2 separate regions of the Homo sapiens genome follow, and region 2 is linked to region 1. A link is an interaction called in ENCODE POLR2A ChIA-PET data of the cell type or tissue named here. Cell type or tissue: OCI-LY7. All regions are shown on one strand. Links, peaks and the distances in the headings refer to the core of each region. The heading gives the core; the rest is flanking DNA.

Region 1 (12,740 bases), core at 5,106-7,605:
CTGCTTTGTACCTGATACCTTATGTAATATTTGTTTTGCCTTGCCTTGAAATCACAGTTCAAGTTTAGAACCTTTTCTTGCTTGATACACTGATGCTCCAAAATAACACCTTAAATGTGTAGAGTTTGCCATATGTAATTAAACCTTATTTATGTTTGTATAGTTTCGTAGTTTATGGAATTCTCACACATCACACAGGAGTTGAGAAATTACTTTTAGGCAGCTAGAAAGGGTAAAAGAGTTCTCGGTGGAATTTTCCTTTAATAAAAAGCAGCTCCTGGCCGGTGACTTTGGGAGGCTGAGGTGGGTGGATCACTTGAGGTCAGGAGTTCAAGACCAGCCTGACCAATATGGTGAAATCCCATCTTTACTAACAATACAAAAATTAGCTGGGCGTGGGGGTGCGTGCACCTGTAATCCCAGCTACTCGGGAGGCTGAGGCAGAAGAACCACTTGAACCGGGACGCAGAGGTTGCAGTGAGCCAAGATCGCGCCACTGCACTCCAGACTGGGCAACAGAGCGAGACTCTACCAAAAAAAAAAAAAAAGCCCCCAAACCATTTATTTTCTAACAGAAAGCCTGAAAAGTCAAGCTGCAAGCAAAAATATGCAGGCTAGAAGCTTTTATATGTAAATGTAGCCTGCTGTATCTGGAAGCCAGGTACATTCAATATGGGGTTTCTCACTCCCTTTTCCTTGTCACCCTATGTGGGCGTCTGGGCCGCTCCCTTTTCCTTGTCACCCTATGTGGGCGTCTTGGCGATCACTAGGTAAAACCACGGGTGCAGGTGTCATGGCGGCCCCAGGTAGAAGCTACATTTGCATAACAAAAAATTAGGGTGGGAGGGCCAGTCTTTAGACGGGCTATGTAAATGATTCACCTGGTCAAACCAGTCCCCTGGGCCCTATGTAAATCACCACCTCCTCAAGCCTCTGTACAAAATCGATTGCGTTTCACCCCAAACCCGGAGACCCTCTCTTGGGTGATATTTCTCAGCGTGAGGAACCTTTCCCTATTAAATTTTCCGCTCCTAAACCCACTCCTTGTGTGTGTCCATGTCCTGAATTCTTTCTTGGCTCGAGACAACCACGGGTGTATCCCCCAGGCAATGGAGCCATTTCATTATGAGGTAAATACTATAAAAATCATTTTTAAATTTTTTTCCAAGAGATGGGATTCTCAACTGTGTTCCCCAGGCTGGTCTTGAACTGGGCTCAAGTGATCCTCCTGCTTCAGCCTTCAGAGTAGCTGGGACTACAAGTGTGTGGCACCATTCCCAGATATAAAAATCCTAATTTTATGAAGGATAAAACTGGTGCTTGAACACAGGTACTCAAAAGCAGGTTCTGTGCTTTCCCCTTCACTAGAGAGCCTGTTAAACCTAGTTTGTAAAAACTGCAAAATTTTAGAAGGGATTTTAGAGAGCTTATGATTAAACCCCTTCATTTTATGAATAAGAATACTGAGTTCTTGAGTCCCTTTCTAGATATTGCTAAGGTCTAAGAATTAGAAAACTCAGGCTGTGATGCCTAGTTTGCTGTGTACAACTGATGAGTCTCCACTTCTTGAGTGCTGGGGGTGTCTTAGTTTTTTTGACTCCTAAAATTAGGTGTTTAGATGATTTCTAAGATGCTTTTAAGCCCAGTATTTCTATTCCTACCCCATAACTTTTATTACCATTTATTGCCTATACATATATATTGGTAAGACACAGATGCAGACTAATGTTAACTGCCTTAAACTTTTATATTTTAAACTCGGGTAGGTATGGTAACAAGTGTGTCTTATTGTTTTTTACTAAGTCCTATAAAACTATGGTTTTATTTAAGGTTAGGAACTGCATAGAGAGGTGGACCACTCTAATACATCATTGGTTAGAGTTCATAAAGTGATATAAACCCTTTCTAGAGAGAAACCTAGTCATCTTTTCAACAGCCTTAAAAATGTCCTTACTGTTTGACCCAGAAGTACATTTAAAGGAATTGTCTAAGGAAGTAATTAGAGCTGTGGAGCAAGACTTTTCTCTATAAGGTGTTTACCTAAATGTTACAATACCAAAAAAACACAACAACCCACAAACAAAACAACACAGCAACAAGAACAAACCCATAAATGAGCAATAAGAAAGCATATCCACAACATGGACTGTCATGTTTTTCTAGAACATATCATGATGGGGGAAAGGCATGTAATAAAATAAGGGGATAGGATACAAAATTGTATTATGCTACCAGTTCTGTTAAAATGTGTGCACATGCACGGACACATGGGATTGGAATAAAGACACCAAAATAATAGTAGTGGTGATTTCTTGCTGATGTGATTATGGGTGGCTTTTTCTCTCTATTTTCTGAATTTTCTATAATAAAAACTAATTTTATAATTTAAGAAGACACAAAAGCTAGTTGCATGGATAACTTCGGTTTCAGTATGGTGTCAATATTTTATGGTTTTAATTGTGGTAAGAACATTTAACATGAGACCTATCCTCTACACAGATTTCTAAGTGTACAGTACAGTGGTGTTAACTATAGACATGAGCAGATCTCTGAAACTTACTTTTATGTGTCTTTTATAAACTATTTATCATACCTTCTAGAATAACAGCACCTGGCCGGGTGCAGTGGCTCAGGCCTGTAATCGCAGCACTTTGGGAGGCTGAGGTGGGCGGATCACCTGAGGTCAGGAGCTCGAGACCAGCCTGGCCAAAATGGTAAAACCCTGTCTCTACTAAAAATACAAAAAATTAGCTGGGCATGGTGGCAAGTGCCTGTAATACCAGCTACTTGGGAGGCTAAGGCAGGAGAATCACTTGAACCCAGGAGGCGGAGGTTCCAGTGAGCCAAGATCACACCATTGCACTCCAGCCTGGGTGACAAGAGCAAAACTCTGTCCCAAAAAAAAAAAAAAAAAAGGCAGGAAAGAGTCCAGGCTAAACTATGGTATGGAGAAGAGAATGAAGGAAAAGGAAAAAGTTTTTCTTAGTGCTCTGAACTAGCGAGGTAATGAGTGACCTGGTTTATATTTCTGAGAATTTCACCTTAGTCTGACAACCCTTTGTGAACTTTCTGAGTAAGTGAACTTACCAAGCTAGTGAACATTCTGTACTAGCTCTATTTTGCCTTGTCAGGATCTCTGCTAGAAATATCTTGGAAATTTTAACTACTGTTTATTCTAGGATAATGCCAGAAAAGGTTGGTTACTTACTGTCTTATATGGACACATAGGTAACTTTTATATTGTTTGCAAGAGCCACATAACAATTATTTTAGATACTATATGTAATATATTAATTTTCATTTTTAGAGGTATTGAAATCTGATATTTCTTACTTTGTCCTGTTTTGATCATATATATGCCAGAGGTGCTATGTGTAATACATTAATTTTCATTTTTAGAGATTATATCTGAAATCTGATCTCTGTATCTTACTTTGTCCTGTTTTGATCATATAAGTCACCGGGACAGTCTCTAAAAGAATGAAGAGTAATAACACATTGATACAGAGTATTTAAAATAAAAACTTTGTAAATACTTTTCATATACCTTTTAAAATAGCTATACAAATGAGGAGAGAAACTAGTATGTATAAGTGGTTTGTCAGAGGTTACAGACTGAGAGCCAGACAAGTATGTCAGTCTCCTCACAGGTCTGGATTCAGAGACTTCCAGTAATACATTAAAAAAAAAAATTTATGAAAGATGAAACCATAGGCTGGGCATGATGGCTTATGCTTGTAATCCCAGCACTTTGGGAGGCCAAGGCAGGAAGATACTTGTGGCCAGGAGTTTGAGTCCAGCCTGGCCAACATGGCGAAACCCCGTCTCTATTAAAAACATAAAAATGAGCCTGACGTGGTGGCAGGCACCTGTAATCTCAGCTACTTGGGAGGATGAGGCAGGAGAATTGCTTGAACCCAGGAAGAGGAGGCTGCAGTGAGACGAGATCGCACCATTGCACTCCAGCCTGGGTGACAGAGCAAGACTGTCTCAAAAAAACAAAAACAAAAACAAACCATACTACAGCAGATTAAACTTCTTATGAGGCTTATATTTAGCTAATGTTTTCAAAGTTTTACTTTCTAAACTCAATATGGTTTTTTAATAATTGGCTCTTTAGTTTTTCCACCCATTTTATTGTGAAAATGTTCAAACAGAGAAAACTCAAGAAGAATATTAAAGTATTCTTACATCCTCTACCTAGATTTTAATAGTTGTTAATTAGACCCTTACTTAGTTTCAAGAAAACATTTATTAATGGATCTCTCTTTTTTTTTTTTCTTTTTGAGATGGAGTCTCACTCTGTCATCTAGGCTGGAGTGCAGTGGTGCGATCTTGACTCACTGCAACCTCTGCCGCCTGGGTTCAAGTGATTTTCCTGCCTCAGCCTCCCGAGTAGCTGGGATTACAGGTGTCTGCCACTGCTCCCGGCTAATTTTTGTATTTTTAGTAGAGACAGGGTTTCACCATCTTGGCCAGGCTGATCTTGAACTCCTGACCTCATGATCCACCTGGCTCAGCCTTCCAAAGTGCTGGGATTACATGCATGAGCCAATGCACCTGGCCTAATGGATCTCATACTACAGTATAGTAAGGTGCAGTGGCTCATGCCTGTAGTCCCAGCTACTCTGGAGGCTGAGATGGGAGAATATAGTACACTATTTGAAAATAAGATTAACTAGTGTGCTGAGAGGAAATGATTTTTTTTAATGAGCCATTTTATTATAGGAATTATTTCAAAGTAACATTTGTGGCTGTCTCAGTTCAGTAAAGCTTAGCATAATTTAATGTCTATGAAGTGAGTTTCAATGTTTGCTGTCTAGCCACCTGATAGATACTTAGGTACTGTTTTGAAATTCTTGCCTTCAAAGATGCCTCAAAACAGGATGGAAATTTGAGTTAAATCCTTAAGATAAAAGCGTGATATATTTATTGGCTTTTCTTTTTGTTCCCTAATGGGAAATGAAAAAAAACAAAAAACATGGGTAATATTTTGAACAACTTTATATTGCTAACAGCCAGTGGAATTTAAAACCTTAGTAGGAAAGTTTCTTTTACTAATAGGTTTTATAAGGAGAAAATGAACTTTTGTTTCAGAGTGAATGAATGAGTACTTTCTGCAGTATAATCATTTTGGGTTGATCTCTTAAAAGAATTCTAGAAGGAAGAAGTCCAATACATATATATAAACTCTATTATGACACGTTTACTTTGTAAGTATTGGCTTTTCCATTTTTATTATTTTAGTGGTTGTGTTATGGTTCTCATTTATAGAAGCTGTTGTTGCCAGATACTAATTGAGGTAGGATTCATAAAGCACTTTTTGTAATCCTTCTTCTTTGTGGATAGCTTGACAATTTGTTCAAAAAAATAAACTCATAGTGGTGGTATGCAACTTTGTTAAAAATAAAACTGTAAATCAAAAAGTGAATTTCATTGTATGTAAATTTAAAAGTATGTTAGAAAACATCAATATGGCAGGAGAACAAGTTTGACTTTTTTCCGCAACTAGTGTCTACTACCACCTTTCTGGATACTTTAAAAAGTTGTCAGCTTTTAAAATTGTTGGTATAAAACATTTGGGAAGTTTTTAATTGGTATTTGTGCTTCAAAATTTAAGACTTTTCTAAGTATTCAGAAATATTCAAAGGAAGAGATGAATTTTGGAAAACTTGTTTGCCTTTATGTGCTTAATCTGACTTTAAGTTGAAATTTGAACAGTGAATAATAATTTTGTTTACATAAAGTTTTTTGACTTCTATATTAGGAAAAAAACTAGCTTGAGGCCAAGTGCAGTGGCTCTTGCCTGTATAATCAGCACTTTGGGAGGCTGAGTCCCGACTGCTTGAGCTCAGGAGTTTGAGACCAGCCTGGGCAACATGCTGAAACATCATCTATACAAAAAAAGTACAAAAATTAACTGGGAATGGTAGCATGTACCTGTAGTACCTTACAGCTACTCATGAGGCTGAGGTGGGAGGATCACCTGAGCCTGGGGAGGTCAAAGCTACAGTGAGCTGTGTTAGGGTCACTGCATTCCAGCCTGGGCAACAGAGTGATACTCCCTCAAAAAAAACAACAAAACAGACTGGGCACACTGGCTCACGCCTGTAATCCCAGCACTTTAGGAGGCTGAGGCAGGTGAATCATTTGAGGTGAGGAGTTCAAGACCAGCCCGGCCAACATAATGAAACCCTGTCTCTACTAAAAACACAAAAATTAGCCAGGTGGTAGTGGTGCATGCCTGTAATCCGAGCTACACGGGAGGCTGACGCAAGAGAATTGCTTGAGCCTAGGAGGCAGAGGTTGCTGGTGGGGAGGTTGCCAGTGAGCCAAGATGGCGCCACTGCACTTCAGTCTGGGTGACAGCCCGAGACCCTGTCTTAAAAAAAAAAAAAGGGCCAGGTGCGGTGGCTCACGCCTGTAATCCCAACACTTAGGGAGGCCAAGGAGGGCGGATTACCTGAGGTCAGGAGTTTGAGACCAGCCTGACCAACATGGTGAAACCCTGTCTCTACTAAAAATACAAAAATTAGCCGGGTGTGGTGGCGGGCACCTGTAATCCCAGCTACTCAGGAGGCTGAGGCAGGAGAATCGCTTGAACCCAGGAGGCAGAGGTTGCAGTGAGCCGAGATGGTGCCATTGCACTCCAGCCTGGGTAACAAGAGCGAGACTCCCTCTCAAAAGAAAAAAAAACAACCAGAAACCCCGAAAAAGAGGTGGAGGGGATGTATCCTTTTTTGTTCATGTCAAAGGAGTAAGCTGGGTTGATTACTTCAGATTTTGTGTTAGCCATACTTTAAGATTTTGTAAGTTATTTTGCTGTGAAGAGTACCTTTTATTTATGATATTAAAGGCTTTAACTTAAATTATCCTTCAAAACTTTGGAGGCAACAAAGATGTCTACCATGGTTTCTTGGATCAGGTATTAGTCACTTGTGGAAGTGGTCACATAGTTTTGTCTTAGAGAAAGTTTTGATTATAAAGAGAAGGCATAGGCAGGGCATGGTGGCTCACAACTATAATCCCAGAACTTTGGGAGGCCGAGGCGGGTGGATCACCTGAGGTCAGGAGTTCGAGATCAGCCTGGCCAACATGGCGAAACCCTGTCTCTACTAAAAATACAAAAATTAGCCTGGCATGGTTGTAGGCGCGTGTAATCCCAGCTACTCGGGGAGACTAAGGCAGGAGAATCACTTGAACCCAGGAGGCGGAGGTTGCAGTGAGTTGTGATTACACCACTGCACTCCAGCATGGGCAACAGTGCAAGACTCCATCTCTAAAAAAAAAAGAGAGAAGGCATAAAACTAAAGGAAGAAAGGAAGAAGAGAAAAGGAAATATTTAGTTTTTTTTTTTTTTTTGTGATGGAGTTTCACTCTTGTGCGATCATGGCTCACGGCAACCTCTGGCCTCACGGGTTCAAGCGATTCTCCTGCCTCTGCCTCCTGAGTAGCTGGGATTACAGGCATGCGCCACCACGCCTGGCTAATTTTGTATTTTTAGTAGAGACGGGGTTTCTCCATGTGGGCCAGGCTGGTCTCGAACTCCCGACCTCATCTGCCCACCTCGGCGGCCTCCCAAAGTGCTGGGATTACAGGCGTAAACCACCGCGCTTGGCCAGAAATATGTAGATTTTAAAGTGAATGAAAATAAGAATCTTTAAATTATCAACCAAAATTTGTAAGTTAAGTCACTAAAAATGAAATTAGAGGATCTATTGTAATTTTGATGCAATTTTTTTGAAGATACTTTCCAAATAGTATTTTTTCCCCTCTGGTTCATTTTAAGAGCTGTATGTTGATCATGACCTTGGGATGACTGTTTATTATTTCTAAGTTTTCCTGTGTGTGACATTTTCCTTTTCACTTTTGATCACATTTGTTTGCCTGAAAATTCTTCTTGGCCCCTGTCGTTGTATCCTCAATTTTCTTCATAGTTTCTCTTTGCCTTTGGTGCCCTTTTTCTCCTCCTCATCCCACCCAATCACTTGGTATATTCTTTGTTTTCTTCTTATTTAATATGCTTGGATAGTATTCTCTGGAAGTATTAACATTGCAAGGATGAGTAAATTAGGTTTCTTTTATTGAGTGTTGCCCTTACCACTTTCCTGTTTCTATTGCCTTCTCAAAAATCTGGCCTTTGTGTAGAATTCTTAGGCAAAAGATGATAGTAATGGAAGTGAAAAGTGTGGAGCAGGACTGGGGTTGGCAGATCATCAAAAGTTTGACTTCATTGTTCTGAAAGTTTGTGTGTCTTACAGCTGTGTGGTAATCTCTTTCAGAAGACAAACTAAGTTGAGTCTTTATAGCCATTCTCTTTCCAATGCTTTTCAGAGGTTATATGATTTGTCATATCACAAAGGATTTTTCAGAAAAATCAGCTAATTACACCTTTTTTTGCAATATGACACTAAATTTGAGACAGAATAATCTTTGCTTTAGTTCTCCCTATGTTATGTATTATAAATACATGTATCTTACAATCTACTATAAAACCATAAACTGGCTGGGCGTGGTGGCTCACACCTGTAATCCCAGCACTCTGGGAGGCTGAGGTGGGCGGATCACCCGAGGTCAGGAGGTTGAGACCAGCCTGGGCAACATGGTGAAACCCTGTCTCCAGCAAAAAATACAAAAGTTAGCTGGGCATGGTGGTGGGCGCCTGTAGTTCCCAGCTACTCAGGAGGCTGAGGCAGAGGAACCGCTTGAACCCGGGAGGCAGAGGTTGCAGTGAGCCGAGATTGTGCCACTGCACTCCAGCCTGGGTGACGAAGTGAGACTCTGTCTCAAAAAAAAAAAAACCCAAAAAAATAGGGCCCAGCGTGGTGGCTCACGCCTATAATCCCAGCACTTTGGGAGGCTGAGGCAGGTGGATCATGAGGTCAGGAGTTCAAGACCAGCCTGTCCAAGATGGTGAAACCCCGTGTCTATTAAAAATACAACAAAATTAGCCGGGCGTGGTGGCCGGTGCCTGTAATCCCAGCTACTCGGGAGGCTGAGGCAGGAGAATTGCTTGAACCTGGGCAGCAGAGATTGCAGTGAGCCGAGATTGCACCACTGCACCCCAGCCTGGGCAACAGTGAGACTCTGTCTCAAAAAAAAAAAAAAAACGCCAGGCACGGTGGCTCACCCCTGTAATCCCAGCAGTTTGGGAGGCGGGTGGATTGCCTGGGGTCAGGAGTTTGAGACCAGCTTGGCCAACATGGTGAAACCCCGTTTCTACTAAAAATACAAAAATTAGCTGGGCGTGGTGGCAGGTGCCTGTAAATCCCAGCTACTCTGGAGGCTGAGGCAGGAGAATTGCTTGAACCCGGGAGGCGGAGGTTGCAGTGAGCCAAGATCACACCATTGCACTCCAGCCTGGGTGACAAGAGTGAGACTTAGTCTCAAAAAAAAAAAAAAAAGCCATAAACTAATTAACCCTGCAAGCTCAGCTTGTCCTTTAAATACTGTTTACCTTCTAGATATAGTCCAGTCATGTATGGCTGTTGAAATTACTGTTAAAAAAGTATTCGCTTTTTTTTTTTTGAGACAGAGTATTGCTGTGTTGCCCAGGCTGGAGTGCAGTGGCGCTGTCTCGGCTAACTGCAAGCTCTGCCTCCTGGGGTCACACCATTCTCCTGCCTCAGCCTCCCAAGTAGCTGGAACTACAGGTGCCTGCCACCACGCCCAGCTAATTTTTTTGTATTTTTAGTAGAGACGGGGTTTTACTGTGTTAGCCAGGATGGTCTTGATCTCCTGACCTCGTGATCCGCCTGCCTCGGCCTCCCAAAGTGCTGGGATTACAGGCATGAGCCACCCGTGCCCGGCCAAGTATTCACTTTTTATCATAGATGGCCTACCGATTAAGTCATATGTTATTGTTGATAATGTGATATTGTTGATAATGTGATATGTGCATATATCCCTGAGTAAACTGAATGTAGAAATATGTAGTACTCTTTGGTTTTACAACTATAGAGATGAATGTATATTTAAAATAAACTTGTGGCCTGATGCAGTGGCTCACACCTGTGATCTCAGTGCTTTGCGAGGCTGAGGCAGGAGGATTGCTTGAGGCCAGCTAGTAAGACCTGGTCTCTACAAAAAAAAAAGTAGCCAGGCGTGGTGGTGCATGCCTGTAGTCTTAGCTACTTAGGAATCTGAGGCAGGAGGATTGCTTGAGCCCAGAAGTTTGAGGCTGCAGTAAGCTATAATTAGGCCACTGTAGTCCAGCCTGGACAACAGAGCAAGACCCTGTCTCTCAAAATAAGAATTAAAAATAATAAACCTGCATTGAGAAATGGTATTGCCTGTATTAGGGATCTCAAATATTTTGGTCTTAGGACACTTTTACACTCTTAAAAATTGAGAATCCTGGCCTGTAATCTCAGTGTTTTGGCAGTCTGAGGTGGGAGGATCACTTGAGCCCAGCAATTTGAGACTAGCCTAGGCAATATGGTGAGACCTCATCTCTACAAAAAAAAACTACAAAGAAAAAAAAAATTAGCTGAGTGTGATGGTGCGTGCCTGTAGTCCCAGCTACTTGGAGGTTGAGGCAGGAGGATGGCTTGAGTCCAAGAGGCAGAAGTTGCAGGGGACTGAGATTGCACTGCTGTACTCCAGCCTGGGTGAAAAAGCTGTCTCAAAAAAAAAAAAAAAAAAAAAAAGAGAATCCCAAGAACTTTATGTTTGTACTGTCGATATTTACTCTATTAGAAATTAAAACAATTTTTAAAAAATACTCACGTAAAATAACAATGATAAACCCATTACAAGTTAACAAATAATTTAGGAAAATAACTATTTTCCAAAACAAAATTAAGAGAAGCATGGCATTGCAATAGAGGCCTGTAATGAATGGCTATTTAATAGAAGACAGCTGGAGTCTTTTGTCTGCTTCTGTATTTAACCTGTTGGAATATATTATTTTGGTTGAAATAAACGAAGAAGGCTGGGTGTGGTGGCTCATGCCTGTAATTCCAGCACTTTGGGAGGTGGAGGTGGGACGATTGCCTGAGGGCTGGATTTCTAGACCTGCCTGGGCAACATAGTGAGACCCTGTCTATAAAAAAATCCACGGCCAGGCGCGGTGGCTCACGCCTGTAATCCCAGCACTTTGGGAGGCTGAGGCGGATGGATCACCTGAGGTCAGGAGTTCAAGACCAGCCTGGCCAACGTGGTGAAACCCCGTTTCTACTAAAAATACAAAAATTACCTGCGTGTGGTGGTATGTGCCTGTAGGCCCAGCTACTTGGGAGGCTGAGGCAGGAGAATCACTTGAACTCGGGAGGTGGAGGTTGCAGTGAGCCAAGATAGCACCACTGCACTCCAGCCTGGGTGACAGAGTCAGACTCCGTCTCAAAAAAAAAAAAAAAAAAAAAACAACAACAACAAAAAACACTAAAACTAAAAATTAGCAAGGCATGGTGGTGCACACCTGCAGTCTGTAGTTACTTGGGAGGATCTCACTTGAGCCCAGTATTTCAAGGCTGCAGTGAGCTATGATCATGCCAGTGCACTCCAGCTTGGGTGACAGAGTGAGACACCCCATCTCTTAAGAAAAAAAGAAAAGAAAAGGAAATACACAAAAATCTAGGCTTACACAGATATGTAGTTGGTAAAGGAAGGAATATTATTTAAATAGCCTTTTCAGGTAATTTAATCTTTTTTTTTTTTTTTTTTTTTTTCCTGAGGCAAGGTCTCTCTCTGTTGCCCAGGCTGGAGTGCAGTGGTGCTATCTCGGCTCACTGCAGCCTCTGCCTCCTGGGCTCAAGGGATTCTCATACCTCAGCCTCCCGAGTAGTTGGGACTACAGGCGCATGCCACCATGGCTGGCTAATTTTTTTGGTATTTTTTTTGTAGAGGTGGAGTTTTGCTATGTTGCCCGTACTGGTCGTGAACTCCTGAGGTCAAGCGGTCCACTCTCTGCAGCCTTCCAGAGTGTTAGGATTACAGGCGTGAGCCACTGCTCCCAGCCTGAATCTTCTTGTGATACTATACAAAAACTCAGCAAGTGCTAGTTTCTTTGTTGGAGTATGGAATCTGAAATTGTTTATGAACCTGTTGGTCTTTCGTGAACTTCAAATGGATCTTTTACCCATGCCTGATTTGTAACATGCATTAGTGACTTGAAATAGTATTCACTGTGTTTTGCAGATCTCCAAATATTGACACATTTCATTATACAGTACTCCTTTCCCCTCAGAAAATCCTCACATTCATTAATATCACTGCCCATCTCATCATAAAAGTCTTTAATTAATGGGAAGCTGTCAGGCTCATAAATATCAAATGTTTTCCAAAATTCTAATTTTTACATAAAACCCAGCCTTTTCATTAGCAAGAGATACTGTCAATTGTTTTCTTTGAAGTAGCAAGCTCATTTTTTTTCCCCAGAAAATGTCAGGTAGCTAAGTCTGAATAGCCATAGTTTATCATTTGTTCTTTCAGAAGGTAAAAATGGTGTTCCATGAAAAAAAGCAGCTGGTTTAACTTGCCGCTCTTCACTTAAGTGCTTTTTCTCCAGACAACATCTGCCGGTATGCAGAAGTGCTTTGTGCGTACTGCCTATTTTGTCACGCAATATATTAAAAAACTGTACACAGGCTCAAGACTTAATAAAATGAATAATTTTTACTGCTGCATCAAGAACATTCTTAAGTGAAACCGGTACTCCAACCCCAATTTGGGTGGTGATGAAGAATACAATTCAGCGCTTCTTACAGCTTTGCTCGATCCCTCCTAAGGCTTCAGCAGTG
Region 2 (16,279 bases), core at 7,828-10,327, 100 kb after region 1:
AGTCATCTTTACTCACAAAATTAATCTGTGAAGTACCCACTGTTCTCAGTTTCTCTCCCTCTCACTTTTTCTTTCTAGTGCTTTGCAGTTTTTAATGAAAGTGAATATTTTTTTCAGAAATTATTATTTTCATGTTTTTTATTAGAGGATTAAATTTGTTGCTAAGATCATTTAGTAAGTCTTTTGCAGTCTTTTAAGATTAGACTTAAGTGTAAACTTAAAGATTGCCTTGAAGTATATTATTTAGCTATATTGCATTATTATTCCTTATGTAATGAGCTATAGACTGAGCACTCCTTGACAAATCACAAGAATAAGACCCAAAGAATCAAACTTTCCCAAGTAACTTAACTGCATCCCAGGACAAAACTCAGGAACATTTAGAGGAACAGAAGACTATCCAGCAGCCAACAGATAAAATTCACAATGCCTTGCCAGGCACACAAAGAAGCCAGAAAAAATAATCCACAATGATGAAAACAATCAATCATCTGAAAGTGACCTTAAGCAGAGAAAGATGTTAGAACTAGTAAAGACATTGAACATTATTATAGCTATATTCTATATTTTCAGAAAGTAGAGACATGAAAGACATTTTTAAAAACTCAATGCAGTTCTAGGGATGAAAACTACAATATCTGAGATCTACTAATGGTATTTGTAGCAGATTAGACATGGCAGAAGAAAAGGTTAGTGAACTTGAAGGATATAGCAAAAGAAACTACTCAAAAATGAAAGAGAAAAAAGAATGACAAAAGCATCAGTGAGCTATGGGACAAACTTACAGAATCCTTATGTAAACATAATCAGAGGCATCAAAGGAGAGGAGAGGCAGATACAAAAGGGATATTTGAAAAAGTAATGGCCAGAATTTTCAAATTGGACAAAAACTATTAACTCACAGATCCAAGAAGCTCAACAAGAAGAAAACTACACCAAGGAATGTCATAATCAAATTATTCAAAGCCAATTATAAAAAATATGGAAAACAGCCACATGTTATAGAGTAACAAAGATAAGGTTGACAGCAGATTTCTCATTAGAAACATTGCAAGTGAAGAGACAGTAGAACATAAAGTACTGAAAGAAAAAAATGTTAACCTCAGCAAAATATCATTCAAAAAACAAAGGCAAAATAAAGATGTTTTCAGACATACGAAAACAACTCTTTACCATCAGGTAGACTGAAGGTAGACTGTGGTAGGGTGAAGATGTATACTGCCCTAGGGCAACCAGTAGAATAACAAAACAGTTATAGCTAATAAGTCAACAAAGGAGATAAGATAGAATCACAAAAAAATACTCAACCCAAAAGAAGGTGGAAAAAGGAACAAATAAGTAGTGAAACTAATAGAAAAATGGCAAGGCAATAGACTGTAATCATATCAGCAATCACATTAAATGCATATTATCTAAATATCCCACTTAAAAGGCAAAGATTGTCAGATAAAAAGCAAGACTGCTTTTGGACCTGGATGAACAGGAGGCACCATCACGGAAGTTGACTCCTGCCACAACAATGACTGAAAGGTTCAACACCAGGAACCCAAGAGCCAGGACATCTACTGAAGGCTGTTGGTTAAGCTGTATATGTTTCTGGCCAGAAGAAACTCTACCTTCAACCAAGTTGTGGTGAAGAGGTTATTTATGAGTTGCACCAAATGGCCATCTCTGTCTCTTTCCTGGATGATCTGGAAGATGAAGCTTCCTGGCCAGGAAAACAAAACAGCTGTGGTTGTGGGGACCATGTTCAGGAGGTGCCCAAACTGAAGGTGTGTGCACTGCACATGAGCAGTTGGGCCTGCAGCCAAATCCCCAAGGCTGGGGACAAGATTCTCACCTTTGACCAGCTGACCCTGGACACCCTCAAAGGCTGTGGCACCATCCTGCTCTCTGGGCCTCACAAGGGCCAAGAAGTGTACTGGCATTTCAGCAAGGCCCTGGGAACCCAGCATAGCCACACTAAGCCCTGTGTCCACTCCAGGGACCAGAAATTCAAGCACATCAGAGGCTGATGGGCCAGCCAAGGCTACAAAAACTAACCCTGGATCCTCTATCTTATTAAAAAGATTTTGGCCTGGGCGCAGTGGCTCATCCCTGTAATCCCAGCACTTTGGGAGGCCAAGGAGGGCAGATCACTTGAGCCTAGGAGTTCAAGACCAGCCTGGGCAACAAGTGAAACTCCATCTCTATAAAAAATTAAAAAAAAAAATTAGTTGGGTGTGGTGGTACATGCCTGTAGTCCCAGCTACTTGGGAGGCTGAGGCAAGAGGATCGCTTGAGCCCAGGAAGTCAAGGCTCCAGTGAGCCATGATCGTGCCACTGCACTCCACCCTGGGCGACAGAGTGAGACCCTGTCTTAGAACAAAACAAAACGAAACAAAAAATTTTGGATGGTGGGGGAAAGGAAAATAAAAAACAAGATCCAACTATATACTCTCAATAAAAAAACACATTTTAGGCTGGGTGTGATGGCTCCCAGCACTTTGGGAGGTCAAGGCAGGTAGATCACCGGAAGTCAGGAGTTCAAGACCAGCCTGGCCAACATGGCGAAATCTCGTCCCTACTAAAAATACAAAAATTAGCCAGGCATGGTGATGGGTGCCTGTAATCCCAGCTACTTGGGAGGCTGAGGCAGAAGAATTGGACGAATGCAGGAGGCAGAGGTTGCAGTGAGCAGAGATCATGCCACTGCACTCCAGCCTGGGAGACAAAACGAGATTCCGTCTCAAAAAAAAAAAAAAAAAAAAGAAAAAGAAACACATTTTACACACAAAGACATAATAACATTAAGAATAAAAGGATGACCAGGCACAGTGGCTCATGCCTGTAATCCCAGCACTTTGGGAGGTTGAGGCAAGAGGATCACTTGAGCCCATGAGTCTGAGACCAGCCTGGGCAATATGGTGAGATCCTGTCTCCACAAAAAATTAGCCAAGTGTGGTGGTGCACACCTGTAGTCCCAGCTACTTGGGAGGCTGAGGTGGGAGGATAGCTTGAACCCAGGAAGTCAAGGCTATAGGGAGTGGTGATCACGCCACTGTACTCCAGCCTGGAGTGACTCAAAGTACAGTCACTTTGAGACAGAGTGAGACTCTGTCTCAAAAAAAAAAAAAAAAAAAAAAAAAGGTAAAAGGATGGAAAAAGATATATCATACTGATGCTGGCATTAGTCAAAAGAAAACTGGTGTGGCTATATTAACATGAAATAAAGTAGATTTCAGAGCAAATAATATTACCAGGAATAAAGAAGGCCATTTTATAATAATAAAAGGGCTGGTTAATCAGAAGGATACAATAATCCTACATGGTTTTGTCTCAAATAATAAAAGCTTCAAAATATGTAAATCAAAAACTGACAGAAGTGCAAGGAAAAACAGACAAATCCATAGTTAGAGATTTCAATACCCCTCTTTAAATGATTGCTAAAACAAGTAGAAACTTACAAGGATATAGTAAACTCAAGCAACACTGTAACCAAATTAACAGTACAGGTTGAGCATCCCTAATCTGAAATACAAAATGCTCCAAAATCCAAAATTTTTTGAGCACCAACATGACCCAATACGTTGGGTCCTATTCCCAGGATCTCTTATTATATATATATATATAAATGTTCAGAAAATCCAAAAAACTTTGAAATCTGAAACACTTCTGGTCCCAAGCATTTTGGATAAGGGATACTCAACCTGTAATAGAATATATATTCTCTTCAAAGTATACATGAAACATTTACCCAAATCGATCATATTCTAGGCCAGAGGTTATCAAACTATGGCCCTGAGGCCAAATGTAGTCTGTTTTTGTATAGTCCATGAACTAAAAATGGTTTTTACATTTTGAAAGATTTCTTTAAGAAGAAAAGAAAATATGTGACAAAGATCATATGTGGCCCACAGAGTTTAAAATATTTACTGTCTGACCCTTTAGAGAAGTTTGCCTGCCCCTGTTCTAGGCCATAAAACATGTCTCAGTAAATTTTAAAGGATTCAGATAATGCAGAGTATGTCTTCTGACTACAGTAGAATTAAAATTAGAAATCAATAACAGAAAGCTGTCTGGAAAATCCCCAAATGTTTGGAAACAAAATAACATGCTACTAAATAACCTTCTAATAACCCATTGATTAAAATAGGAGTGCAGTAAAATTAGAAGGCATTTTGAGCTGAATGAAAATGAAAACAAAGCATATCAAATTTTGTGGCATGCCACTAAAGCAGTATGTAGGAAGACATAAGCAAAATGCTTATATTAGAAAATATAAAAAGTCTCAAGTTAATGAGCTTCCACCTTAAGAAATTAGAAAAGAAGAACAAATTAAACACAAAGAAACAAAAGAAATAATAAAGATCAAAGTAGAAATAAATGAAATGGAAAACAAAATAAATTGAGAGTATTAATGAAACCAAACCCTGGTTCTTTGAGATAAATAAAATTGATAAATCTTTTGCCACGCTGATCAGGAAAAAAAAAAAAAAAAGAGAGAAGACACATATTACCAATATCAGGAATGAGAGGTGAAATATGACAAATTCTACAGATACTTAAAGAATAGCAAGGGAATATTATGAAAAACCTTAAGCAAATAAAATTCAACAACTTAGATGAAATGGTCAAATTCCTTGAAAGACATAACTACCAAAGCTTACTCAAAAAGAAGTACAGCCAGGTGCAGTGGCTCACACCTGTAATCCCAGCATTTTGGGAGTTTGAGGTGGGCAGATCACTTAAGTCCAGGAGTTCGAGACCAGCCTGGGCAATGTGAAGAAACCCCATCTCTACTAAAAATACAAAAAAATTTAGCTGGGTGTGGTGGTGCATGACTGTAGTCCCAGCTACTTGGGGGGCTAAGGCGGGAGGATCGCTTGAGCTTGCGAGATTGAGCCCTGATTATGCCACTGCATTCCAGCCTGGGTGAAAGAGTGAGACCCTGTCTCAAAAAAAAAAAAAAAAAGAAAAAAAAGAAAAAAAAAAGAAAAAAAAGAAAAAAAAAAGAAAAAGAAATAGATAACTTCCAAAGCTATGTATCTATTTTTAAAAAATTAATAGTTAAAAATATTCTCACAAAGAAACACTAGTGGATTCTTCCAGACACTTAGGGATAACACTGTGTATACCAATTATATACAAATCTTCCAGAAAACTGAAGAGGAAGGAATACGTCTCAGTTTATTTTTGGGGGCCAGCATTACCCTGATACCTAAACCACACAAAGCCATTACAAGAAAAGAAAACTATAGCCCAGTTTCCCTCTTGAACATGGATGTAATAATTCTCAACGAAACTTTAACAAGTCAAATCCAACAAAATATAAGAAAGTTAATATTACTGGATGAGGTTTATCCCAAAAATATGTCATTGCTTTAAATTAAAAAATTAATCATTGTAAGTCACTATATTAAGCTAAAAAAGAAAATCTGATCATTTCAATAGACACCCAAAAAATCTGACAAAATCGTATATTTGTTCCTGATTTTAAAAAACCAAAAACAAAAAAAACAAAAAAAACAAAAAAAAAACCAAACCTGTTAGCAAACTAGGAATAGAAGGGTACTTTCTCAACCAGATAAAGGACATCTATAAAAATCCTACAGATAGCCTTATGCATAATGATGAAAAACTGCATGCTTTCCCTTTCCCCGTAAGATAAAGAATAATACAAAGATATCTGCTCTGACCACTTTCATTCAACATCAGAGGTTCTGTCCAGGGCAATCAGGCAAGAAAAAGAAATAAATCGCATTCAAGTTAGAAAGGAAGAAATACAACTGATGATAGCCATCATTCCTAAGAGTTCCCCTTGCCTCTTTATAATCCTTGCCTCCTCTTACCTCTCTCCCCAGGAAACCACTGGCCTGTTTTCTGTCACTAGAGACCAGTTTGCATTTTCTAGAACTGATATATGTGGAATCATGCAGTATGTTACTCAATTTTTTTTGTCAGTAATTGGTAGCTTATCTTGCAATCAAAGTTCATATACAACCATTTGATCTTCATTCCATTCCCTCATTAGTCCATAGAATGTCAATCAATTTTTCTTTCTTTTATTTATTTATTTTAACGAAACAGGGTCTTGTTGTGTTGCCTAGGCTGGAGTGCAGGCTTACTTCAACCTCCAACTCCTGGGCTCAGGTGATCCTCCCGCCTAAGCCTCCAGAGTAGCTGGGACTACAAGGGTGTGTCACCATGCCTGGCTAACTTTTTAAAATTTTTTGTATTGATGGGGTCTTGCCATGTTGCCCAGGCTGGTCTCGAACTCCTGAGCTCAAGACCTCCCAAAGTGCTGGGATTACAGGCATGAGCCACTGCGCCTGGACTCAATTTCTGTATGATGATGACTTTCATATGTACATCAACAGGCCAGATAGCTTATCAAGAAAGCTTCTCCTCTGTCTTCTAGTAATATCCCACTTAGATCTGACATTATTTTTTTCCTTCAAGGTATTTCTTCCAAATTTCTTGGCTGTTGTTGGTGACAACACAAGTTTTTGGACCTTTAAGTTTACAATCTTAGGTTCATTTCCTTATTTTATTTCTTCCCTATAGGTAAATGATCACTAAACTTGTTACTTCTTATAGTTACTTCTTTGTAAGGCACTGCAGATATGTTTCTTTTCATTTTTAAAATTGCCCATTTAATTCAAGCTATTAAATATCAAGCTTGTACTATATCAAGAGTACTATATATCAAGACTATAGCCTCTTGATATTTTCCCTACCCTCCCATCCTGCCATACCCATGTCTCCACTAGCCTATATAAAACATAAAATACTTTTCATCAAACTCTCTGTAGAGAAGTGTTGCTGGGCGAATAAGAAAAACCTGATTGACTAGAAAGCAAATGTAAATGTAATCTCCTTTCTTTTCAGTGATTCTACCAGAAAGGAATGAAGAACAGAACCTTCAGGAATTGAGTCACAATGCAGACAAATATCAAATGGGAGATTGTTGCAAGGAAGAGATTGATGATAGTATTTTCTACTAGCCATTGGGAAGATAAAAGGAGACAGAAGATTGAAGCCTTTGCCAGCCATTCTTTCCCTTTTTGCTTCCAAACTCCTCAACTGGGAACCTTCATATGTGCAGTATTTATATTGGATCATACTGGTGATTATAAAAGTTCCTAGGAGGCTAGAAGAGCCAACCAACAGAGAAGGGAAAGCAGTCTGTTCTGAACATAGGGACATAAGTTCATTCATGCCAAGTATCTTTCCAGCATGTTTCTCCCATTTAGAATATCTAGCATGTAAGGCCTTTCAATATTAATATAAGCCCAATATCAGCTCTTTCTCTTTGTATTTCATCTCTTTCTACTCTCCTATTTGTATTTTGTGTTCCTATCAAAGTGTCGTATCTGGGAGATGACCTGCCTTATCCTGTTCTATAACAGTTTTGTTTGCTGCTGTGTCTTTAGAACAGTGCCTGGCACACAGTAAGCACTCAATAAATCTTTGATGAATGAATGAATGGTTATCTTTTCTCTCTGGCAATCCAAATTCACCACTCCTTAAAAATTCTACATAAGATTTGCTGGCTGGGCGCAGTGACTCACGCCTGTAATCCCAGCACTTTGGGAGACTGAGACAGGTGGATCACCTGAGGTCAGGAGTTTGAGACCAGTCTCAACATAGCGAAACCCCATCTCTACTAAAAGTACAAAAATTAGCCGGGCGTGGTGGCAGGCGCCTGTAATCCCAGCTACTTGGGAGACTGAGGCAGGAGAATCACTTGAGCCCAGGGGGGCAGAGGTTGCAGTGAGCTGAGATCACGCCACTTCACTCCAGCCTGGGCAAAAGAGCAAAACTCCGTCTCCAAAAAAAAAAAAAAAAGATTTGCCTATTCCAGCAGACTTCTACCCAATATCAATCTAGATTTAAATCACTTGATTTTCCACATCCCTTTAGCAATTATGTATAGTTTGCACTTCATTAACCTACCCTTATTTATGTTACTTCTCACATACACCCATATCTCTTCTGTATTTTCAATCAAAAGATAATGCCTCAAATGTTATATATATTGTATGTGCCACTCAACAGTGCCTCATATGCTGCAAAAAAAAAAGACAGTAAACAATCGGGGTACCTTTTTGTCTTTTAAGCCATATTTTCTGGGTCAGTGTGGTCTTTCAAGGGAGTTTAGACAGGCTCTATTTTTTGTTACTTCACTCCTATAGTATGTGACTGTAAATTGTTCCTTCAGTGTTCAATTTAAGTACAAACTAAAGAGAAACAGTTTCCTAAAGAAAAACATTTTAAAGTTACAGAGACACCTATGTGTTCGTAACATTTCTCCAGAAATATTTGAAGTAACGTAAAACTTCTGGACTGGTCAGTTTAAATATTTTCTTGGAATTTCTATAGAAATTTCTGTGGAATGGTGTTATATTGGAAATATTAATTAACTATAAGAAGACTCCTACTTCTTCACAGAGAACAAGCAGGGATATCCTGGATTTTCACAGTATTTAGGCCACTCCTTAATTGTCTCATGAAGGAATTAAGGTAGTGGAACACATTCAAGAATTGCTTAGGTGTCAAAATAAGACAAAGTGTAACAGTTTTTTTCTGTAGTAGATTTTTAAATAGTTAAAAGACTCTGCCCTCTTTATCTATACTGTATTCTGGCAATAATAAAGTTGGGCAGCCTATACATAAAAGCAATTTCTAACAATGCCAAATTAACAGCAGTTTCTTGGCCCTTTCCTTTCCCTCCATGAAAGTTACAATATTAGGTTATTTCACAGGTTTCCTCCATGCCCCCCATACCCAACCTAAAACTGTGTTAGGCTGTCAAAGAAAACAAATCAGGTAAGATTAGTGTTTGCCTTTACGCAGTCATTCTAAGTACACATAAAATCATACATAATATGAAAATACAGCAGGAAGAGAAACATCAAACCATAGAACTGAGTTTTAGTTTTACTGACATTTATATGGCATACTTCCTGTTTTTGATTTCAGAAGTGCAACCATGCAGTGCTTCTATGAAAAACTGAATAGTTGAGTACAGTTTGAGGATTATAACAACTTATCCAAAGGAAACAAACAGACCTAACTTACTGCTGTTTTCATTTGTGGAACTGCTATCTTTGTTGTAAAAAGTTGAGTATTTTTCAAACATCATTTAATAATAGGGTAGCCCCTAAAACAAGTAAGGAGCTATAAGTCTGAGTTGTGAATTTGACTAGTAATGGAATAAGAAAACCAAGCCAAACTCCATCTAAATATGTATGTAAAGGTAATGCTTGTAAAAATTTGCTTTTTCCTCATTTTGAGATTTCAGTTGCCAGTTGACTATTGGTATGCAAAATTAACAATTCTGCCTAAAGGAGGTAAACGATAGAGGTTAATTCTTAAATAAAAGTCCCTTTGTTTCACTATTAACTTTTTCTATTTGAAGCATAATTGTGTCAGCTAATTTATTTTTTGGTAACCACTTAGGAATTTGGGAGGGAGGGGGGCACTCAAGTAAGCAATGACAGCCAGCTAGACATCAAAATCCATGTTCTCACTTCATGGCCGTACAGATAAATTTCATTTCCTAGCCTCTCTTGCAGTTAGATGTGGGCATATGACTAAGCTCTAGCTAGTGGAATGAGAATGGATGTCAACTACTTTAAGCTCTTTAAGTCAACTAAAGAAATCAACTACTTTAAGCTCCTGTCCCTAAAAAACTCCCAACAGACTGACCCCTCCAAGGAAACCTTGGAAGTTAGGTCCTAAATGCTTAGGTACAGTAAGACCTTGGAAACTACTAAAGAAATAGTAAAGTAAACTTGTTTTGCAAGAACAACTTTGAGCCACTATATATTTTGGGGATGATCTATTATGGCAATTAGCCTGCCGTCATTAATTTGATCTATAAAACATATATGAAGTGTCCCTGTGATACACAACTCCAGTGGTCACACACTGTAATGTATGCAACTGGGATTTTTCTGAAGCACAACTGAGAGGCTACAGGTATGCATACATATGGATATAGGTAAATGTTCCTCCCAGGAGTGGTAAAATGCTGTGGCTTTGCCAACTAACTCCAGCTTCTCTCATGGGTTTTATTGTGGATGATTATTGATTTGTGTAAAGGAACTTCCCTTTTGTGTCTGTGGTAATAGATAAAGGTGGAATGGATCCTCCAACAAGAATCTTGAGGGGAAAATATATACTTATGATCAAAATAAGATATCTTTCTTGGGTTTGTCCAATAGTGATGGCTACATAGTCTTCCTATTACCTTTTATCTACAGGCAGGCAGTAGGCCATAATAGTATTAGAAGCCCCTCCCTTTCTCCAAAAAAAAAAAAAAAAAAGTGCTCTGAGCAGTAAAGATATTTAATTTAACATATCTGCGCTTCATGTTTCTCATCTGTAAAATGAGAGTTGGATTATATCACTTCAAAAGTTTCCTTTTTTCACTAAACATTCTCCCATCTATGACTACAATGTCCAGAGCTAATGGTAGAAATATATATATATATATTTTTTTTTTTTGAGAGGGAGTCTCCCTCTGTAGCCAGGCTGGAGTGCAGTGGTGCAATCTCAGCTCACTGCAACCTCCGCCTTCGGAGCTCAAGCGATTCTACTGCCTCTGCCTCCCTAGTAGCGGGGACTACAGGCACGCACCACCATGCCCAGCTAATTTTTTTTTTGTATTTTTATAGAGATAGGGTTTTAACATGTTGGTCAGGATGGTCTAAATCTCTTGACCTCGTGATCTGCCCGCCTTGGCCTCCCAAAGTGCTGGGATTACAGGCATGAGCCACTGCGCCCGGCCAAAATAATTTTTTTTGTTTTCTCTTTTATTTTGAGACACAGTTTCGCTCTTTTTGCCCAGGCTGGAGTGCACTGGCACGATCTTGGCTCACCACAACCTCTGCCTCCTGGGTTCAAGTGATTCTCCTGCCTCAGCCTCCGGGGTAGCTGGGATTACAGGCGCCGCCCCCGCCCCGCCCCGCCGCCACCACCCGCTAATTTTGTTATTTTTAGTAGAGACGGGGTTTCTCAGTGTTGATCAGGCTGGTCTCAAACTCCTGACCTCAGGTGATCCGCCCACCTCAGCCTCCCAAAGTGCTGGGATTACAGGTATGAACCTCCGCGACCAGCCTATTTGAAATAATTCTTAACATGAGCATTTCTTCAGATTTCAAGTTGATATTACAGAAGCGCAAGTGCTTCATAGAAACTTGAAATTATTTTAAAAAAATGTTTAACTCTCACCAAGGCACAAGAGAGGTTATACTCTTCTCCCAAACAAGCTATTAAATTGAAAGGATTTTAAACTTACCCAAGGTTTTTTAGAGTAGTTTTATTATTATTATTTTATTTATTCGTTTTTTTGAGATGAAGTCTTGCTTTGTCACCAAGGCTGGAATGCAGAGGTGTGATCGGCTCACTGCAGCCCCGACTTACTGGGCTCAAGTTATCCTCCTGCCTCAGCCTCCTGAGTAGTAAGGACTACATGTGTGTGCCACAGTGCCCGGCTAGTTAGAGTAATTTTAAAACACTGTGTCACTTCTCTGATTTCTATACTTTACTCCATGAGTGGAGAAATAATATCAAAGCTAATACAGAATGTGATAGTTATTGAAATAATACTATAAAAAGTCAAAAACTAGACAGCAGATTTTATAGTTTTTCAGTGAATTTACCAGTTAAAAACCTTAAATTTTACTTTTCCTAATTGTATGTTTATAATGTTTCAATGTAATAACAATTCATATAATAGCACATTCAGGATCATGGCAAAATCAGCTAAGTCATAGTTAACACACACTCCTTGTCTCTACGTATGTGGTGCTAAGTCATATTTTTGGTATAGCTAACAAATGATTTTTTGTCTGTCTGCTGGTGGGGTTTTAATCTCCTGGATTTCAACTTTGGTTAAAGTTAAAAAATACACTATCCAGACTTTATACAGGCATGAATTGGCTTTAATTCACATTCTTTTGCTGCAGGAGAGCTGCAGAAATATGGACCTCACTCAGGGATGATACTGTTTTAGAAAGGAGAAGGGACAGGCTGTATAACATTGTCCAGAGTGGAGTTTTCATGTTGCGAGAAAGCCATGTATAGGCCGGAGTACATGAGTAAAAGGAATAACAACTCCCCCATCCCCTGCCACAAAGGAACAAGACAGGAGAGCCAACAATAGTATTTTGACTATTAGTTGACGAGTATGGATTCTAAAAATATCTTTACATAATTGCAGAAATTGAGGAACAATCTAAATGTTTAAAAATGAGATTGATAAATAAATTTTGGTATATCTATATGTTGGAAAGCTATGCAGATGTTAAAAACAGGTTTTCAAAACTATTCAGTAACATGAAAAAATGGTCATTATAAACTACTGAGTGACAAAAATAAGATATAAAACTATATGTAGTAATTAGCAACTATATATTTTAAATACAGGAAGGAAACATGAATGTTAACATTGGTTTTTCTCTGGCTGGTGGGATTACAGATGACAATACTTTTGTGGTTTCCAACATTTCTCTAGTTAACACATTCTGTTTACAATTTTAAACATTACTTTCAAAGAAAAAATGTGATATATGTAAATATGGTTATATAAAATCTGTATACATATGTATTTTATTTATGTATATCAAAACCAGACCAAAAATACTGAGTTTGATAGTTTTCAGATTGACACTGTAACAGAATACTTTCCTTGACCCTCATTTTATGTTGAGATCTTTATGGCAGTGAAAGGGCTAGAGAGAGGCATGTACTTTCAGAGTTTCTGAAATGACATGTATAGTATGAAAAAGCATAGAAGCATTCCTCAATTTTCACATCTTGAATTTTAATACAACCTGTAATTTTGTACATACTAAATGAATGTATTAGTTTTCCAAGCTACAGCATTGGTGGCCAGTTAGCAGTTAATAATAATATTTTTCAAAGGATAATAAATGAAAATATTGTTGGCCAGGTGCGGTGGCTCACACCTGTAATCTCAGCACTTTGGGAAACCAACGCAGGTGGATCGCTTGGGTCCAGGAGTTCTTGACCAGCCTGGGGCACACAGCGAGATCCCGGCTCTACAAAAAAAAACTAAAAAAATTAGTGGGGCATGGTGGCATGCGCCTGTAATCCAAGCTACTCAGGAGGTTGAGGTGGGAGGATCACTTGAGCCTGGGAGGCGGAGGTTGCAGTGAGCCGAGATCCTGCCACTTCACTCCAGCCTGGGCAACAGAGTGAGATACCATCTCAGGAAAAAAAAAAAAAAAAGTTGAATATACTAGAGATCCAAACTATTTGGAGGAATAATTGATTTTCTGGGCAAAGCTAAGAAATAGAAGTTATTCATACTATTGGCTACAAATTTGTAAATATATTGGATTATACTCCCTCCCAAATCATAACTCTTAATCCTGCAGTTTTATTGCATTTTTCTGGGTATTTAGTTTTGTGATGCTTTTCTGGGAGACTAAGTTAAGAGACCCAAACTCAGATTTTAAAATTAGTTCATTTTTTTTTTGTTTTACATTTTTCTAATTATTTCTATCAATGAAACTGTGGCATATTACAAAATTTCAAGATAAATAATTTTCTGTCATGTTTCATAGGTCAAGTAAAAAAAAGGTTCTGCAGCTAAAATAAGGCTTAAGGGGGAAAAGTGGCCAGCAGCACATTCAAAGTTTATGAGCACAGACTTGGGGAATCGGATAGATGTAGGTTCAAATTCTTATACTGGGGGTAGGCAAGAAAGATGCATAAACAGTGAATTTTAAAGTTTGGAGGGATTTTAGAGATCATTTAATCAAAATCCATTGTTTTGCAAAGGAAACTAACACCCTGGAAAGTTAAATATCTCACCTAAAGTTTCAATCCCAGCATTGCTACTCATGTTATCTAGGTTTGCTTACTTCCCAAATTCAGCACTCTTTACTTTCTACTACAATATGCTACATTTGAGGTTGGAGGAGACCAGATTATAGAAAGTACTGAAAATTAGACCAAAGAGTTTGAACTTACTTTAAATCTGTCTGTCTTCATTATTATTATTATTATTTGGAGGAGTGGTACTGGGCACAATGGAATGATAATGATCAGAGTCATAAAAGATGTATAGAGATCCTATGTTTCCTGAAAATTCTGTATCATACTCAGTACAACTTTAAACATTCTAGGGGAGAACCCAACTCATTTCTTTGTCTTATTTAAATAATACTGAGTAATGGAACTGACTAGATTACAGTTGATAACTATTTTATTTTTTCACTTGCTTTTGTCATTTTATTCCATGAATTAATGGTATACATGTGAGATTAAACTGATGCTGAGTTGGGAGGCAACACTGTTTGGTTCTGAAGAGCAGACTTTTCCTTAAAAGTTAAAATATTAAGAATAAAATCAAAACAAAAACCTTGAGTCTAAATTTGAATATGACTCTCAACTTTAAAAGGTAGTCCACATAAATTTTTCTCCTTAGATTTATTTTTGATATTAAAATATATACAGAATTAAAAGAGAAATTTAATTTTTTACAGCAAAATTTTTACCAGATAATGAAGCTTAAAAATGCTGACCTTTTAGCTCATTTCTAGGAATTTATTCTAGTTTAGGAAAATAGATTTATGCATAAAAAAGCTCATGGCAATATTATTTGTAAGTAAAGAAAATAAATAACCACTTACAAGGAACATTATGCAGACACTGAAACTTTTGAGGAGTTTTCAATTTATGATACATTTGAGGAAACATTTATGATACGTTGTCATATAAAAAGGCAGTGTACACAAGCAATTTAAACTTCATCAGCTTAAACAACTGCCTGGAAATATGTCAACTCTCAACAGTTGCCTCTAAATAAAGGAACTATTGGTTATTTTTTCCTGGTGTCCTTTAAATTTTTTTTTCTTTATTTTAACCTATTTTCACACTTTCTTCACTTACCATGTACTACTTCTATAATCAGATACGTGTTTGTATCCTAATGATATGTTTTCAGTATCATCACGAGTATAAACATATGTGTGTATGTGTATGTGTGTGTACATTGTTGACCAAGAGAAAAGTTGATATTACTTAAATCCAAATAATGAAATTTCCAAAAAAACGCATACATATCCTACAACTTATAAAATTATAATGGTTTAATACAATGTACTAAGTATTCTGACATAGCAGGCTTTCAGTATATTAGTTGATGATGAAGATAATTAGAGAAGGGATACCTCAATTAATTTACCAAGTTCCTTGAGTCTGTCAGCAACTCTCCCACCAAGAATTTAACAATATAATATGACATTAAAAAGCTGGTTTGTGTGGTGCATTTTTGCAAACTATTATTTTGTATTTTTATTTTTTTTTTTGAGACGGAGTCTCATTCTGTCATCCAGACTGGAGTGCAGTGCCGCGATCTCGGCTCACTGCAACCTCTGACTCTGGGGTTCAAGGGACTCTTCTGCCTCAGCCTTTCAAGTAGCTGGGATTACAGGCACACGCCACCAAGCCTGGCTAATTTTTTTTGTATTTTTAGTAGAGATGGGGTTTCGCTATGTTGCCCAGGCTGGTCTTGAACTCCTGGCCTCAAGTGATCCTCCTGCCTTGGCCTCCCAAAATGCTGGGATTACAGGTGTGAGCCACTGTACCTGGCCTTAAATGCTAAGTTTTGACACACAAAAAAGAAAAATTTGTCCTTACCTTGTTCATTTTGATCAGCTATGTGAGGTTCAGGTAAGATTTTACGATCAGTAAAAAAGGTTTCTTGTGGAAGTAACTGGAAATAAGATTTACCTTGTAGGGTCATTATAAGTTTTGGAGATCATGTATGTAAAGTGCCTAGCATAGTGCCTGGCTCACAGGCACTCAGTAAATGGTGGCTATTATAATACATAATATTAATATGACTCCTTTTGTTATATTTCTATACATAAGGTGATCTGAAAAAAATATGAAGTGTAGTCCCCCATTTAAAAACATGATTCTAGGGCTGGATGCAGTGGCTCATCCCTATAATCCCAGTACTTTGAGAGGCCGAGGTGGGAGGATCACTTAAGCCCAGGAGGTCGAGGCTGCAAGGAAGTGTGATTGTGCCACTGCACTCCTGCCTGGGCAATAGAGTGAGACCTTGTCTCATAAATAAATAGATAGTTAAATAAATAAGTAAACAACACATTTCTAGACTTCTAGATAAAATGGGGAGTGAAAGCAGACCATAGAATCTCTCTGCACATATACTTTACAAGAAGTATACAACAGTATACTTTGTATACTGGAAAAACAACAATAAGAACTCCTTTAAAAGCATTACTAGAATCAG

The links. Peaks named below come from ENCODE experiments on the same cell type or tissue, not always from the same donor. Only the 100,000 strongest peaks of a DNase experiment are listed, where the experiment ranks them.
Region 2: POLR2A ChIA-PET joins it to region 1 with 6 read pairs; 9 of 35 experiments call an interaction of 5 or more read pairs at or near these places.

Annotation. Positions count from the first base shown.
Region 1 is chr13:49,998,395-50,011,134 of GRCh38, forward strand. All of the region lies in intron 1 of TRIM13 (tripartite motif containing 13), which reads left to right. All of the region lies in intron 10 of DLEU2 (deleted in lymphocytic leukemia 2), which reads right to left. Among named protein-coding and RNA genes, the nearest start is that of TRIM13, 7.7 kb to the left of the region's middle. In OCI-LY7, for the core only: no CTCF peak of the experiment used is centred there; no DNase peak of the experiment used is centred there.
Region 2 is chr13:50,097,834-50,114,112 of GRCh38, forward strand. The region is part of intron 1 of DLEU2 (deleted in lymphocytic leukemia 2); the gene reads right to left. All of the region lies in intron 2 of DLEU1 (deleted in lymphocytic leukemia 1), which reads left to right. It also overlaps the pseudogene RPL18P10. Among named protein-coding and RNA genes, the nearest start is that of DLEU2, 20 kb to the right of the region's middle. In OCI-LY7, for the core only: no CTCF peak of the experiment used is centred there; a DNase peak (open chromatin) is centred at 8,958; H3K4me3 peaks cover 1,448 bases; H3K27ac peaks cover 2,001 bases.